Regions from separate parts of the Homo sapiens genome. Here region 1 is linked to region 2. Evidence: chromatin loops called from intact Hi-C (ENCODE). Cell type or tissue: CD4-positive, alpha-beta T cell. All regions are shown on one strand.

Region 1 (8,000 bases), 290 kb after region 2:
CCAACTGGAGATAATGTAGAAAGTCTAAATATGATGACTTTCACAAATGTGAGGTTTGGACCAAATGGGTCCTGTCTCACCCCCTGCCCAGTTGGCCCTGGTGGTGACCCCTGTCCTGGGAGGGCAGTGAGGGCACAGCGAGGGCAGCTCCCCACTGGGGCTAACGCAGTGTTGCCACACAGCACCCCTGTGGCCTCAGCAATGTTCCTGGCTGCAGAGAACTCTCTGCCTGGAATGTTCTCTACTCTCCAACTCCTCTCCAACTCCTCTGACTTTCAATCAACCTTCAAACCTCAACTCAGTCCACATCTCTTCAGGATGCTTCTGACGAGCCTGGGGGCTTAGTGTCATACCACTTATTTCCCTGTTGGTCTTCCTCATGGCCTCTGGGCTCACTGAGCACAGACATTGTGCACTTCTCATTTTCTTTTCTTTTTTTTTTTTTTTGAGACAGAGTCTTGCTCTGTTGCCCAGGCTGGAGTGCAGTGATGCAATCTCCGCTCGCTGCAACCTCTGCCTCCTGGGTTCAAGTAATTATCCTGCCTCAGCCTCCTGAGTAGCTGTTATTACAAGTATGTGCCACCACACCCAGCTAATTTTTGTATTTTTAGTAGAGATGGGGTTTCACCGTGTTATCCAGGCTGGTCTTGAACTCCTGACCACGAGTGATCCGCTCACCTTAGCCTCCCAGGCAAGAGCCACCATGCCCAGCCTCACCTCTCATTTTGATATCTTAGGTGCCCAATTCATGGAATGTCCCATCAAGTATTGTAGGGTGAATGAATGAATGAGTCACTTGGTAAGGTCCACAAGAGTCACACTGCTTTCTTTGTCTCCTCTTTCCTCTTGGATCTTTATATCCCCCCTTCCCAGCACACACTCAGGCCCACTCCCCATGTCTTCTCCCTCCCCTAGCTGGCCTAGAACACTCCCCATTCCCTTGCTGTCCCCCTGGAACTCCTCTGTGCATGTTAGAAGGACAAATGGCCACCAGGGATTTATGGTTCTGGGACGGGGTCCACATTGGTCTCTGTGGTCAGGCCTTCTGAGGGCTGTGCCAGGTGGTGAATGAGGAGGCTTTGGGAAGGGGCCACCAGCACATCCGTGGTTTGCTTATGAAGAGGGCCTACCTGGAGGCCAGGGAGGAGCTGCAAGGCTAGAGGGGCCCCTTTGCAGGGCGGGGCTGACTTGTTTCTGGATATCCCACCAGCCCTATCTGCCAATAAGGTCCAGGCAGGGAGAGGGCAGCTGAGGAAGCCTTGGTGGCCATTCACGTCCACCCAGCAGGTGTTGCCTGCCGTCTGTCCTTCTGCCACAGCCACATCCAACACCTGCAGGGTTCGCCTCTGGGAGTTTGTGACCCCTGTTCCCTTTGCCTGCTATGCCTTTCCACCTTCTCTAATCTGTGAAGTGCTCCTTCTCCTTCAAGGCCAGCCTAAATGTCACCTCTTCTAGGGTCCCCACTCCTCCACTTTCTCATTGCGTTTATCCTGTCATAGTTGTTCACCGACACATTCGTCTCTCTGACTAAACTGCTGACGAACAGTGCCTGCGTCCTTCCTCCCTGAATCCTCAGCGCCCAGCAGAGTTCCTAGAATGCTGTGGAGGCTCGGCCAATGCCCGAGGGTGGCTTATGCTTTGTGATGCAGCACGAGTAATGAGTGCTGAGAGATGCGAACTCACAAAGACCAGGTGTGGATGTGTGCACAAGCACACACACGTGTGCACACAAGTACATACATGCACACCCATGCCCTGCCCCTGAGTAGACACAGACCCAGGCCCCAGTTCTAGAGCCCTATTCCCAGCCCCTCTCCTCCCCTGTCACTCAACGCCTTGCCAGTTCTTATGCTAATGAGAGGAAGCGTTTGGGCAGAGAGAAGCTTGGAAAGGAAGTCTTTGAAATGGAAATGTTATGACAAAATGATGGATTGTTTTCCGAGCTGTGCAGTTTGTTTCTTTCTTGCAGCAGAAGGGAGAGTATAACAGAGACAAGAGTGGCAGAGGCTGCCCATGTCAGCAAGCCCCAGATGGCAAGGAGTGCGGGTGAAACACTCCGGGACCATGGAGCGAGGGGAAACTGCAAAGCAGGCAGAGGGACACGGCCTAGCTACTGTCCAGAAGCCTTGGTCATGGCTGGGGCCCGACTGGCCAGAGCATACAACGGCTGTCTGGAGGAGGTGGGGTCTCTGAAGACCAGGAGGGACATCTGACCCGTCCTTCTGCCAAGGCTGCCATACTCAACACCCTGCAGGGCTCATCTCTGAGCCTCTGTGCATGCTGTTCCTTTGCCTGATATGACTCCACCTTCTCTAACCTGCAGACTGTTCTTCGTCCTTCAAGACCAGCTGATATGTTATCTCCACTGGGAAGACTCCTACTGTACATGAGGCCTGCTTCACCCAAACTCCCTAAACCATAGGAGAACTCATTGGCTGATCCCTAGCTCCTTGATTGACTTGGGGCTAATTAGAATTGTTGCCTATCTTACTCATTAAAAATATGCATTGCATACTTGCTGTGTGCAAAATGCTGTTCTAGGCACTGTGTCCATTGGTGAACACAAACAGACCCTCCGTCGTCATGGGACTTATGTCCTGGGGGGACACAAACAATGAGATCATAGATGCATAAGTTACGTGGCTTCTGGGTGGTTATAAGCACATGGGAAAAGTGGAGTAATGAGGGAACACGCTTTGCTTTGAAATGAGGTAGGAAGGGCAGGCTCAGTGAGAAGGTGACATTTGAGCAAAGACATGAAAGATGGGTCAGCCATGCAGATATAGGGGCAGGGATGGTGTGTAAAGACTAAACACATCAGCATTTAATAAAGAGAAGCTACAGGTGGATACATATGGATACATTATTTTTTGCTTATGCCAGTTATCTTTCTAATGAAAGATAAGTTGCATCTCAATTGTTTAGCATCCTTTATAGCACTTAGTGTTTGACACGGAATAACTGTTCAGTAGACGTATGTTGAACGAACAAACAAGCTCCAAACTGTCTCCCTCTAAACCCCTTAGCCATGGTGAGGGCTGCCCAGGAGCCAGCTCTTGTCCTGGAGCGCCCTCTAGTGACCAAATCTCAGATGCCAGCTTTGTACATCTTGTTTATATCCTGTAACATTTCTCCTTCCCACCCCAGGAGAACTTAGGGACAGTGGCCAACCAATCAATAGAATTAACTAAGTGTCTCCTATGTGCAGGGCACAGTGGCAGCTTCTACACGAAGCACGCAGACTCAGGATATATGGTCCCTGCCCTCAAATCCCTCACTCACTGGACATCTCTCTGGTTAACCATTTCCTTCTCAACCTTTGCTCTCCGATAATCCCCCCTTTCTGATCTTTCTGGATCATCTGTAATACTGGAATTACATTTTGAGCTAGGGCTGGCTGGGTGAGGATGTGCATGCTGTGTGTGCCTGAGGGGCTTGGGAATAGCATTAGCTTTCCAGGTCAGCAAATTAGCCCATCATTCCGTAGTAGTGGAGGGGTGGAAGACAGCTAGGATCTGGTCCACTAGGCACTCCATGGAGTTTCAGAGCTGAGGCTGATGCTGGCTGGATAACATGCAGACCAAACTTGTCACCCCATTCTGGCTGGTGGAATTGTGCTTCCTTTTTAAGGACTTCTCATGGCCCTGGCCACCTTCTCTGTGCTGGTGGCCTTGGTATCCTCAAAGCCAAAGCTGAAGCTCCATTCCTGGGCACTAAGCCTCCACCACCTTTTGTCCTTGCCCTCTCCTCTGACCCCATCCATGAAACTCGAGAGCCCCTTTCTTTCCCAGGGCTCTGTTTAACACTGAGGCCAGAATAACTGTGTCCTGGTAGCTTTATTTTTAGGGCCTGTAAGAGGGAATAAGGAGCCTCTGGAGACAGGCCTCCCATGTGTCAGGGAGGGTCCTGGGCCCACAGGTGCCAGCCACACCTCCTGCAGCTTTGGAAGTCCAGTGCCAAATCTCAGCCACACCCCCATATCTGCTCCCTGGGGTGCACATTTCTCATCGAGAGCATAGCTCTTATGCAATGAGGTGGCTGTGGGCAAACTGGCTGTCCAGATGCCTAGGCTTAAGTCAGTGCCCTGGGACCTCCCGAGTTATGCTGGTGGCCAGTCTCTTGGCCTCAGCTCCTGAGTTAGGAAGGTAGGTGGCCTCAAGCTGAAGGGATGCTTTGGCTTGACTTCCACCACCTGGGCTCATGCCCCTTGTAGAGTGGATGATACGCAAAGAGTAGAGAATCTCCAAGTGCTTTCCTGAGTCCGCGCTTTTCCTGGGAGTCCCAGACGCAGACCAGTCAGGGTGAGAGTGGACTGGGAATCCAAGAATCTTCAGAAATTATTCTTCGGCTTGAAAGTCTGATGAATGAACTGATTACGGCTGGTGCAGAAAGTGCCCCGTGGACACTCTATCACTGGGTGGCAGCCTGGGTATGGATTTGGACTGGGCTTCAAAGATTTTATTTGGACCCAAGAGGGAGAAAAATGGCTTTCTGCATCCCACGGAGTGCTTCCTGGCAAAGGGCAGTGGGCACTTGTGCATATGTCTCCCAAGCCACCTTCTCTCCTTTGACCACTTAGATCTGGATCTTCCTTCTAGCCTTAAGCAGCGTCCTAAGAGTGGTGTCTTCTCTTCCTCTCTGTCATCCCCATGCTGCCCTGGTTCCCATTAGTCCTTACCTTCCCCAGGCCCTAAAAGTAGCTCTTTCCCAGGGCTGGAGTTGCCCCGGCCTTGGGAACACCCCAGCTTGGGGACTAGTGAGGCCCCAAGGGGTGCAGGTACTAGGTGGGACTTGATGTGTCTCTCCAACAGGAGCAGAGGGACACTGGAAAATCACTGGCCCCACTGGAGGTGCCTGAGCTAGGAAGATGAAAGAGGATGACACAGGGGACTGTCTTTTTTTCTCACACAGCTGGCAGCTCTGGCCTGGGGTCGGAGAGACAAATGTGTTGGGCGTGTGCCTTGTCAAATGAATTGTCTTTCTTTCTCTCTCATCAAATATTTACAGAGCATCCCTATCACCAGGTGCTGAAGCCACGATGGTGAGCAAAACATGCTCTTCATCCTCATAGAGCTTTATGGAGGTAAGAGTTATTGGGAGTTTGGTCTTGGTGAGATTTATTGGGAGGGACCATATTTTGGATTTGGATTTTCAATATTCTGTCCCATAGTTCCCTCAACTGATTGCAGTGTCCTAAAAAAAGCTGGTAATCCTGAAATCACACTGCATCAGTCAGACTGTTACTTACGCCAGCAAACATCACAAAAATCTTTTGTTAGGCCTCACGTCCCAGTTTTTAGTCCAGAAGGTGTGATTCCCATTCAGCCGGGGCTTCCAAGCCCCTGACGTAGAGCAGGGATTTGAATGGAAAAGAGAGAAGCAGCTGCGGCCCCGTGCCTGGAAAGCCCAAGTGTGCTCTCCTCCTGTTTGTGAAAGCCTCTCCTTCCCCAGGTCAGGGCAGGGCCTGTGACCCACTCCTCTGTCTACTGCTCCAGACAGGCCACCTGGACTTCACCAGTCTCCTAACAACCTACAAAGTCTCCCTGGATAACAGGATGTGACCTTTCTCATGTCAGCGAGGTTTGCTGGAGGATGTGAGAGCTGAAGCCAGAGGCAGTCCACAGCTGTGAGGTGATGGAAACTGGTAGGAAGGGGGATGTTATGGACTGAATTGTGTCTCCTCAAATTCACATGCTAAAGCCCCAACCCCGAAAGTGGCTGTGTTTAGAGATGGGGCTTTTGAAAAAGTAATTAAGGTTAACTGGGTCATATAGGTAGGCCCTCATCTGATGTGACTGGTGTCCTTAGAAGGAGAGGAAGAGATGCCAGCGATGTGCATGCACAGAGGAAAGGCCATGGGAGGATGCAGTGGGAAGGTGGCCTTCTGCAAGCCAGGGAAAGAGGCCTCACCAGAAACCAGCTCTGATGGCACCTCGATCTTGGACTTCCAGCCTCCACAACTATCCTTTGAGCCACATGGCCTGTGGCCTTCTGTCATGGCAGCCTGGGTGGACTGAGACAGGGAAGTTGCTGCAGGCTGATGGAAACAGAGGCTCAGCAGGGCTCCCATCTGAATCTGGATGAGGGAGGTGGGAGAGAGTCACCATCCCTGGGATTTGCTCTTGAAGGTTTTGGCAGCTCTGACCATCTCCTTAGGTTGATTGGTGGGCAGCCCCAATGTCTGCAGCCCTGGGGCCAAGGACTCTCCTATCAGGCCTCCTGGCCATTGCAGAGGATGTCAGGTGGTGGTGGTGGGGGGATGCCTAAAGGCCATGACTTCTTTCCTTAATGACATAAGACCTGATCCTCCAGGGCAGGCAATGCTCAGAAGCTCTCTCATTGGACAGCAGAGGCTGAAACTCGCAGGCAGGTCACGTCCTCTTGGAGGGTCTCTGATTAATCACTGCTGCCATCACCATGAGGTCCCTTGAGGGGTGCTGCTACCTTTAACTCTCTAACTCTCTGGTTCTAATGTGAGTGCACAACTCTTACTGTCATTCTTGAGTGCATAGGCTATGGATGACCCAAAGGGGAAAAAAACATGCCCCCAGATGGTCCTGCTTAAGAGCTGTGGTGTTGACCCAGTCCATCTCCTGGCTAATTTCTTTATGACAGACATCATCTGTATTAGTTTCCTATTGCTACTGTAACAAATTACCACAAACTTCGTGGCTCAAAACACCACACATTTATTATCTTATGGTTCTGGAGGTTGGAAGTCCAAAATCAGTCTTACTGGGCCAGAATGTACAAGGCTGCATTCCTTACAGAGCTCCAGGAGATAATCTGTTTCATTGCCTTTTCCAGTTTCTACAGGCCACCTGCATTCCCCGGCTTGTGGCCCCAACACTCGACCTCTGCTTCTGTGGTCGTAGCTCCTGACTCTGTCCTCCCACCATCTTCTTATAAATACCCCTGTGACTATAGGGGACCCATCCAGATAATCCAGATTAACCTCCCCATCTCAAGGTTCTGGGGATTAGGATCTGGACATCTTTGGGGGGCAATATTCAGCCTTATTATTCAGCATTAATGCACTTTGCCATGAAGCTTATCTGCAGGCAGTTTACCTCTTTGAGATCTAGATCTGAGAGAGGGAGGTTCAGGTAAGACAGGTGCTCCCCTCCATCTGCCCCAGGCTCCTTTCCTTGGATGACTGACACCAAGCATCCATTTCATTCACAGCACCCCCTTTCCTCATCCTCAGGGGGTGCCCTTTCTCTGTGGCTGCTGTGGGACAAGTTCATTAGAATACCACCCAGTACCCCCATCATCAGTACTCACCCCAAACCACAGCAGGCTGATCTCCTCACAAAAGCCAGAGAGCCAAGATTGGAAGCTAGGCCATCACAACTAGACACTCCTCCTCCCCACAAAATCCCATGACCTGCCCACCAAGCCTCACCATTTCCTTTACTGAGAATTGTTTGTACAAAAGGAGAGAGAATATTTGGCTTTTAGATATCTAAGCCAGGGAGAGGGCAAGAGAAGGAAAGAGTCACCTTCAAAAACTGGAACTGTCCAAGCCGGTGGTGGCCCTGGAGTCCCAGCACTGGCATCTGAGTCCACCCTGGGGGCTTGATTCCACATGGGCAGGGGGTGTCTGGTCATCAAACCCAGTTGTCTGGGGAGGATGGCACTGCCTTGACACTAAGTTTTAGACAAATAAGTAAAAATGTTTTGTCCTTGCTGTAGGTGGTAGTTGTATGGAACTCTTGTCTGGATGTAGTGGTAGTCTGGATATGGAAATAAGTTTCTAAAAATTTAGATAGGCTGGGCACAGTGGCTCACACCTGTAATCCCAGCACTTTGGGAGGCCAAGGCAGGTGGATCACCTGAGGTCAGGAGTTTGAGGCCAGCCTGGCCAACATGGCGAAACCCTGTCTTAACTAAAAATAAAAAAAATTAGCTGGGTGTGGTGGTGGGTGCCTGTAGTTCCAACTACTTGGGAGGCTGAGGCAGGACTCTCTTGAACCACTCCAGCCTAGGCGACAGAGTGA
Region 2 (8,000 bases):
GGCCTGCTTCCCAGTCCATGGGAGATTCCAAGTGGCCACTGCAGGAGTCACTCACCTCCCTCTCTCCCTGTAACTTGCCACCTGCAGTTCTTAGGGCTGTGGGGTCAGATGGTGGTGGTGAGAGGCCTTGGGGCTGGGGAAGGAGAGTGGACTTTGGCTCACTCTGCCATGAGAACAGGACACCATCCTGCCCAGCCCAGACGGGGTTGCTCCTGGTCCAAGAGGCTACCTGCTCCAAGGCGGAGGGTGGGAGCAGGTGTGCCAGGGCTCAGGGCTCAGACTTGGGAGGGCCTAGGCAGAAGCCCCAAGTTCTGTTTTCTGAGGTATGTGCTGCCCTTGGCTTCAGCATGAGCCTTGGTAGCAGAAGGTGAGGAACCTCCTCTGCCCTGGTCCCTGGGTGGAATCTTCCCATGTCCTTGGCCCTGCCTGGGGTGTGTGGTGTGTGCTCCTGCATCTTGTCTGGGAGTGCAGTGACCGGGACCAGAACCTTCCCCACCTCAATTAGGGCTTAGCCATCTCCCTGTCCCCAGCACCCCTCCCCAGCCCACAGTGGTGGCCTCTGCCTCTTTCCTGGAGAGAGAAGGACAGTGCACGGAGAGGTTTCCAGAGCACAAATTGTTGGTTCCTAGCACAAATTAGATGGTTTGGAGCACAATGGTGAAGCACACTCCCCTCCCTCCTCACCTGGGGTCCAATGTTCTGTCTAGTGGCAGCTTTTCCCCTGGAACAGGGGTCCCTGGAGTTCACAGGCTTATCCCCAGGAAGCCTCACTCCTGGGGAAAGACAGATAATTTCACTGCCCCTTTGAGCCACCACTCACTCTCCTTATTACACAAGCACAGCCGCCCAGTGTGCACATCATGTGCAGACACCTTGGAAACCTTTCCCAAGCCTTCCTGGCCCACAGTGGCCAGTGCCATAGGCAGTGCTGTGGACAGTAGAGGCTGCCAAAGGCAAGGGCTGGTCTTCAGGATGGAGGCCAGCCTGTGCAGAAGGCTGCAGCTGACAACAGCGACCCCACCTGCCATTACCTTCAGGGCCTCCTCTGGAAGAGAACCCATTCTCAGAGTGCAGCCAGGGAGGAACCTGACCCAAGAGTAAATGTCTGCAGAGAGATGGATGGATGGATGGATAGATGGATGGATGGGTTGGGGAGTGGGGGTGGATGGATGGATAGATGGATGGATGGATGGATGGATGGGTTGGGGGGTGGGGGTGGATGGATAGATGGATGGATGGATGGACGGATGGGGTGGGGGAAGGAAGGAAAGGAGGGAGAAAGGAGGGAATACTGGCTCCATCTTTGAGAGCTCTGGTGGGCAGGGCAGAAACAGGCCACAGTGCTCAACCCGGACACCCTCACGAAGGGTCGCAAGTCACTCTTGTGGCTCAGATTGCTCTTAGGACCTGGAGGGACAGACCAGAATCAGGGTCCCCTCCTTTACCCCTGAGTTCCTTACTGTTCCCCCAAGCCTGGGAGCAGTCTATCCCCCAACCCTGCCATCTCCCTTACTCATCCCTCTTCCACAGCTTCCCCTTTCTAGCCCCCTCTGCCCTACCTGTCTTTCCTGAGTGTTTGAGGGGAGAGAGAGACCCACATCTCCCCAAAGAGATGAGCTTTTGGGGCACAACATCCCACCGCAGTCCCCCTCACCCGACAACACCTCCTACCTGGCCCCTTGCCAAATCCCAAGCAGAATTAGCAACAGGAAAAGCAGAGCCCCAGGAGAGACACTCTACTATATATACTCTTCTATATATTCTGTTTCTATTGTATATTCACTCTGTACATGTGGGTGTAAATGCTGTTAAATGACAAACCCAATATTATACTGTGGCTGGTGGACTATTTTCATCCTCAGTGCTGTACAGATCTATTTTCATTGTATATTTGATATATTTTTAATTTTGTAGCGTGTGGCTGGGCCAGGCCCCAGCGGGAGGGGCTGAGCTGGGGCTGTGTGCTTGCTAGGTGTGGGCGCGCTAGTGCTCGTTGTAGCCTTTTGCTGTGTCTTCGCTGTGTGTTAGACGTAGGGCCTAGAGCTCGGGGTGTGTGTGTGCGTGCTGTGTGTATGGTGTGCACATACGTGAGTGTGGGTGTGTGTAGCGTGCTGATCTGTGACTCCCAGTGTTCACCACCTTCCTGAAGACCACGCTCCCTCCCCCTGCCTCCTCCTCCTCCTCTTGGCTCTATTGGGAGCCTCAGGGCCGGCAGGGTGCTTCGGGAGCCCCCTGCTACGGGGAAAGGCATGTGTTTCTTGCTGGTGACTCATTGCCTTCACACCACTGGGTTTGCCAGAAACAGGGAAGGAGGGCGTTAAGGGAAAAAAAAAATCCTCAAATTTATTTACCAGTCAGCTTCTTGCTGTTCCCAGTAGAATCGCTAGCTCTTCTCCAGAGGAAAAGTACTAGGATTCTTAAGATGGCGAGACCCCAAGAGGGATCTCATAGCACTGCTGCATTTGCCGTTGACGCAGTCCTGACAGTGTTTGAAAAGGGCCGCCTGCCCCCTCCCCACTGTGCTTTTGATGCCTTTGGAGTCAAAGGCAGGTGGGGTCACCTGATGAGCTAAGATCCAGCCCCAGAATCCTGGAGGAGCAGGAGGTAGCAGGAGAGGACCAGGTCCCCAAGTCCCTTCACAGGGTCCCCACCCCCACTGGCTTTGGTGCTGTCCACACAGTGCCCACCAGAAGGCAGAGGGAACTCCAGGGCAGGGATGTGCCTGAAAGAGTCAACAGTCCCCTGATCCCCTACCTCTGCCTGCCCTCCAGCCCCATCACCAGCTTCTTGCTCAGGGAGACTTCCGCCCTCCTCACTGAGGCAACATGAAGCCCGAGGCCCAGATGGGGGCTGAACAGGTAGGGCACATCAGTTAATGCCAGTGAGGTCAGCTTCTGCCCTCCAGCAATACATGTGCAGGGGTTGCTGCTTTCCCAGTGCCAGGAGAACCCCCGCTCCGAGTCAGCCTGTGTGGGTCATGAGGCTGGGGCCCAGGAGACACGGTCCCAGGCACTGCACAGGCCTGCAGTATTACCAGGCGGAGGGGCTGCTTTTCTGCCCTTCCTCACCCCCACGCCCCACCCCACTCCCCCAGAGTACTCCCCACTGTGAAAAGAGCTGGAAACTAAACTGGTTAGAATGAACCTGGCTCCCTGAGCATCCCTGGATCCTTCAAATAGGCCCTGAGATGTGAGGTCTGCTGCTTCACTGGGGCCCGATGACTTTGGCTGGGGGAGGGGGCCTAGGGCCTCTTCTCATTGAAAGCTCTGCTTTATACAGACCCAAGCATACACACCAGGCCGTCACTTTGGGTTCTGGCATAAGTTCAGAACAATTCAAGTCCATGTGTCCCATGGCTGGTCAGAGCCCTGGGTCAAAACCACTCAGCCCAGGGGAGGGGATGAGGCATTGTCACCCTAGACCCCTCTTCCTCTCTCCCCCACCATAGTGTGCAATAAAGTGTCTGTTCTTACCAAACCCTTCTTGCCTTTCTCACCTGCTCTTGCAATGAGGGAGAGGGAAGGGTGGCCAAGGATCCTGCGGGAAGCTTTGGGGTGAAAAGCTTGGACTGGGATGGGTGGACAGGACTGCTGAGGGGGGTTGTGGGTGCTGGCTGGCTGAGGAGCAGCGCGGGGAGTGTGCACAGGTTCATATCTGTATTTTCCTATGAATTGTCCTAGGTATTAACAATGCACACACTTGTAGAGGGCCCTATTGGGGTCCAGCGATTCCACATGTCTAATTTCCTGTCATCTTTGCAACCGTTTCCTAAGGGAGACCCTTTGCTGGCTACATTTTTCCAGGTGAAACTGCATCTGAAATTAGGATGGTATTTGGTGGTCTCTTACAGGACCCTGTAGGGGAAACTCCTGTCCCACCTGACTACCAGGAAAAGCTATACTTGTCAGCCTGGCAAGGGTGGGGTGTGTGGAGGCCCACCTCAGGGAAGGACAGGGGTGGGAAGGTGCCAGTGTTGAGAGGTCTGACAGCAAGGACCAGGACTCTCTTGGGTGCTGGGTTGGGGGGGGGGTGGGCTCCCCTGGAACAGGCATATTCTAAAGTTCTGCCCCTCTCTTCAAGATAGCTATCCCTCTTGCAAACTTCAGTAGAAGGTAAAGACGAACTAGGGGATCTGACATCACCTCTGTTCTAACATTCCAGCCCCAAGTATTCATTTATTAAACACCCACTGAATACTCAGCACTGTGAAGAACGGACTGTGCTGGTGGCTGGGAAGCTCTTCTTCCTGCCTCACCCTCTAGGAGCACCGACATTGAAAGAAACAAGAAGTCTGGCTCCTGGAGGAGGCCTCACCCCCACCCCACCCAGCTCCAGGCTGGAATGATGCTGCTTGCACTCAGACGCACACAGCCAAGGACCCTGAAGGAACCTGCCATTTTCTTCTCTTGCCATAGAAAGTGTTGTTCCAGGAATAGCCACCAGATGGCAGGAAAACCTTTCTCGCCAGATCATAGTCTGCTTGCCTTCCTCTCTGTCATTTATTCCTTTGTGGGTTAGTTTATTTGTTGAACAAACATTTATTACGTACCCACCCTGGACAGGCTCCATGCCAGCTATAGATGAATAAAGATAAAATCAGCCCCTGCTGTCCTGAGTTTGGCAGAGGGAGGGGACCGGCCCTATAACTCCACATCTCCCCATGTATCTTTCAAACCAGGAAATGGCCTGGTGCTGAAAGTCACTCCTTGTCAAGTATTCAGTCTTTTGGTTGAAGGTAATGTTTTTGGTTGAGATGCAAGCCCTCTTGCCAGGAGGGGCACACAGATCCACCAAGATGCAGCATAACAAGGGCTTTGGTTCCAAGGAGCTCTAGAGTCATACTTCTCAAGTTCAAGTTCAAATGCCACCCAGCTTCCTGCTTCCTGGGAGGCCTTGAGCGAGTCATTTAATCGCTCTGAGCTTAAATGTCCTAGTCTGTAAAACAGACATAATAAATAGATTCAATGAGATAACACATGTTGGTCCAGTTATCTATTGCTGTGTTCCAAGTTACTCCAAGTCTGAGCGGCTTAAAACAACCATTCTATCTCGCAGTTTTCTGAGTAAGGAATTCAGGCAGGACTCGTCTGAGCAACTCTTCTGGTGGCAACCAAGGTCACTCAGTGATATTCAACTAGCAGCGAACTAGTCTGGAGGGTCCAAGGCAGCTGCCCTCACATTCACTCAAATGCCGGGCACTCCAGTGAGAATGGCTGGAAGACTGAGTTCAGCTGGGCCTGCCGGCCAGAGTGAGCACCTACAACTGCCTCTCCAGCATGGCTACTTGGCCAGACTTCTGACTGAAGGGCTTAGGGTCCCCAGAGAGACCATTTCAAGAGACAGGAGGTGGAAGCTGCCAGGTTTTTAAGGCCTGGGGCTGGAAAATGGCACAGTACCTCTACCATCTTCTGTGGGTCACAGCATCTGCCCAAATAAAGGGGAGGGCACACAGAAGCCCCCCTTGTTGATGGGGAGTGGGGAGAGTCTGGCTGCCCATGTAATGGGCTGATTCTAGAGTGTTAGGGATCTTTGTCATCAGTCACCTGCACATGCATGGAAGCCTTCTCCTGAGGGGATGTCAGCTTAGAGACACAGAACTGGGACACACAGCAGGTCATTTCTGGTGGGGAGGTGAGTGGTTAAGTTTGGGCCCTGGGTGGAGGGAGCAGTCAGAGGAGGATGAGAAGGGCATGCAGGAGGACAGGTGAGGCCACTGCTTCTGCCTCAGGTTTGCCCCAGGGCAGGTGGCATGAGTGGTTTGAATCATGGGTCTGTCGCCAACCATACCACCTTGGGGAAGCCACTTTAACCCTGGAATCTCCATTTTCTGATCTGTAAAAGGAGGACGACAATAAAATCTCTTCCTTAGAGATGGTATGAGGGAAAAATGAACTTCATCAGTAACATCTACTGGAATACAGTATCGACTTCTTTCCATATGGGGATACAATAGGTGCTCATTAAATATTTCCTTCCTTCCTTCTTGCGATCCTGGGCAAGGCCATGGGGCCTACTTCATTCTGGGGGCCCCATCACCCATGCAATGAGCCATCTCCTAAAGCTATTCACAAAGGACAGTTTCAGCCTAAAATCCAGAGAAGCCAAGGAAGGAAGGCAGAAAAGGAACTCTCTCCAGGAAAGGGAGTACCAGAGTGTGGGGGTCTCACTGATCCTGTACATTATCATGTTCACCCCAGCAGTCACCACCAGACAGCTCCAGTCATAGGGACTTGGGCCAAGGCTAAAGTATTCCACAGACCACAAGGCTATTGTGGGGTTTTGTTTTTGTTTTCTTTGTTGTTGGTTGGCCCCAAATTCTTTTTAATACTTCTCCCATCAAAAGTGGAGTCTATGCTCCTCCTCTTGAATCTGGGTGAGCAAATGCTTCCTGTGACCAACAGGGTATAGTAGAAGTGATGCTATGTGACTTCCAAGGCTAGATTAGGAAAGGCCGTGCCACTTCCACCTGGTGTTCTAGGGATACTCATTCTAGAGGCAGCCAGCTGCCATGTAAGACAGCCAACCACCCTGAGACTGCCATGCTAGGGAGGCGATATGTTTGCAGATGCTTAGGTTGACAGCTTCAGCTGAGCTTCCAGCCAACAGCCAGTGTCAACTGCCAGCCACATGAACACAGCATACTGAACGTTTAGCCCAGCTGAGCTTCAGATGTTTGCAGCCCGCTGACATCTGATTGTAGCTGCATAAGAGACCCTAAGCAAGAACTGTTCAACTGAGCCCTTCCTTATTTCCTGACCCATAAAATAATAAACAAAATAAAATGGCTGTTGGGTTTATATCACTACATACTAGGGGTAATTTGTTTCATAACAATAGTAACCAGAATATGAACCTTAGTGATTATCTGGTCAAACCTCCTTGTACAACAATGGGGGAAACGGAGGCCCAAAGAGGAAAAGACCAGACTTCCCACAACCAAGCAAGGGGAAGATCGGGGCCAATGCCTGGGTTTCTTGACTCCCAATCTAGTGCACTCTCTGCCACACAGCAAGAAACTGACAGGGAGGACTCCTCCCCCGCCACCCCCCGCCTCATTAATTCCATGCATCAAGCAAGCATGAATCAGGTATTTTGAGTGCCTGGGATTGTGCTGAGCACTGGGAATATACAAAGGACCAGGCAAGAGTCCCTGGCTCGCAGAGGCAGTCACAATCTGACTTGGGCATCTCCCTTCCTGGCACACTCACTGGTGCCAGGCACGCTGCTGCATTCTTTAATTACATCATCTTAGGTGGGAAGAAACCTTGAGATGGGAGAAGACTATGCCTGTCATTCAACCACAAACCCTTACAAAGATTGATCCATGCCAGGCACAGTCCTGGCTGCAGAGCATAAAGACTCAGTGGGGATCTGCTCTCTGTCCCTGGGTCTGAGCTGCCTGGGTTCTGGGTCCCTCCATTCTGCCCAGGGCTGACCCAAGCAGGGAAGAATCCCTGGACTTCAGGAGCACCCAAGAGGAACCTGAGTTTGGCCTGTCTCTCCAGACACCTGCTTCCCCTTTCCCCAGGATATTGCTGGAGGGGACTGGGCCCATCAGGACTAATTAACTCCTCTAATGGAATGAACCAGTTTTTCCTGGAACTTAGCCCAGGTGGGAGCAATCTCTACTTTTCTAGATGGAGAAATGCTAAGTGTCAAGAGGTCTTGCCAGCCGGACCCTGGGCTAGCGTGCATGTGGCAGGCGCGGTGGCGGGAGTGTGCTGTCTGGATGCAGGCTGAGTTCCCAGCCCAGGAGCCTTAAACAAGGAGGCCTCTAGGGTCCACTCAGCTGGTGGCCCCCGTATCGTTCTCTGTCCTTGGCCCAACACCAGCCCTAGCTCCGTCTCTCAGAGTTCGCTGCTGCTGCTTAGGCCTGACATCCCTAAGCGGGGGGAAGGTGTCCATGAGCTAACACTCAGGTCCCCTCCAACCCTATGACTCCAGGTCCATAGTGTATGAGGCCCTGAGCCCTGCCCAGGCCCGAGCTTCTGATCTCTTCT

Evidence for each region. Hi-C counts contacts between places; a loop is a spot of excess contacts. Peaks named below come from ENCODE experiments on the same cell type or tissue, not always from the same donor. Only the 100,000 strongest peaks of a DNase experiment are listed, where the experiment ranks them.
Region 1: it touches region 2 in a loop (17-fold over the local background); 65 of 110 quality-filtered maps call a loop at or near these places.

The regions. Positions count from the first base shown.
Region 1 is chr1:110,493,111-110,501,110 of GRCh38, forward strand. No RefSeq gene overlaps it. Among named protein-coding and RNA genes, the nearest start is that of CYMP-AS1, 6.9 kb to the left of the region's middle. RefSeq lists an enhancer at 687-1,653. In CD4-positive, alpha-beta T cell, a CTCF peak has its summit at 3,076 (motif pointing left); a DNase peak (open chromatin) is centred at 3,051.
Region 2 is chr1:110,198,726-110,206,725 of GRCh38, forward strand. It overlaps SLC6A17 (solute carrier family 6 member 17), which reads left to right. Exons shown (of 12, transcript NM_001010898.4): 12 at 1-3,477. Among named protein-coding and RNA genes, the nearest start is that of KCNC4-DT, 7.3 kb to the right of the region's middle. RefSeq lists an enhancer at 4,321-4,370. In CD4-positive, alpha-beta T cell, CTCF peaks have their summits at 4,483 (motif pointing right) and 4,683; a DNase peak (open chromatin) is centred at 4,436; H3K27ac peaks cover 427 bases.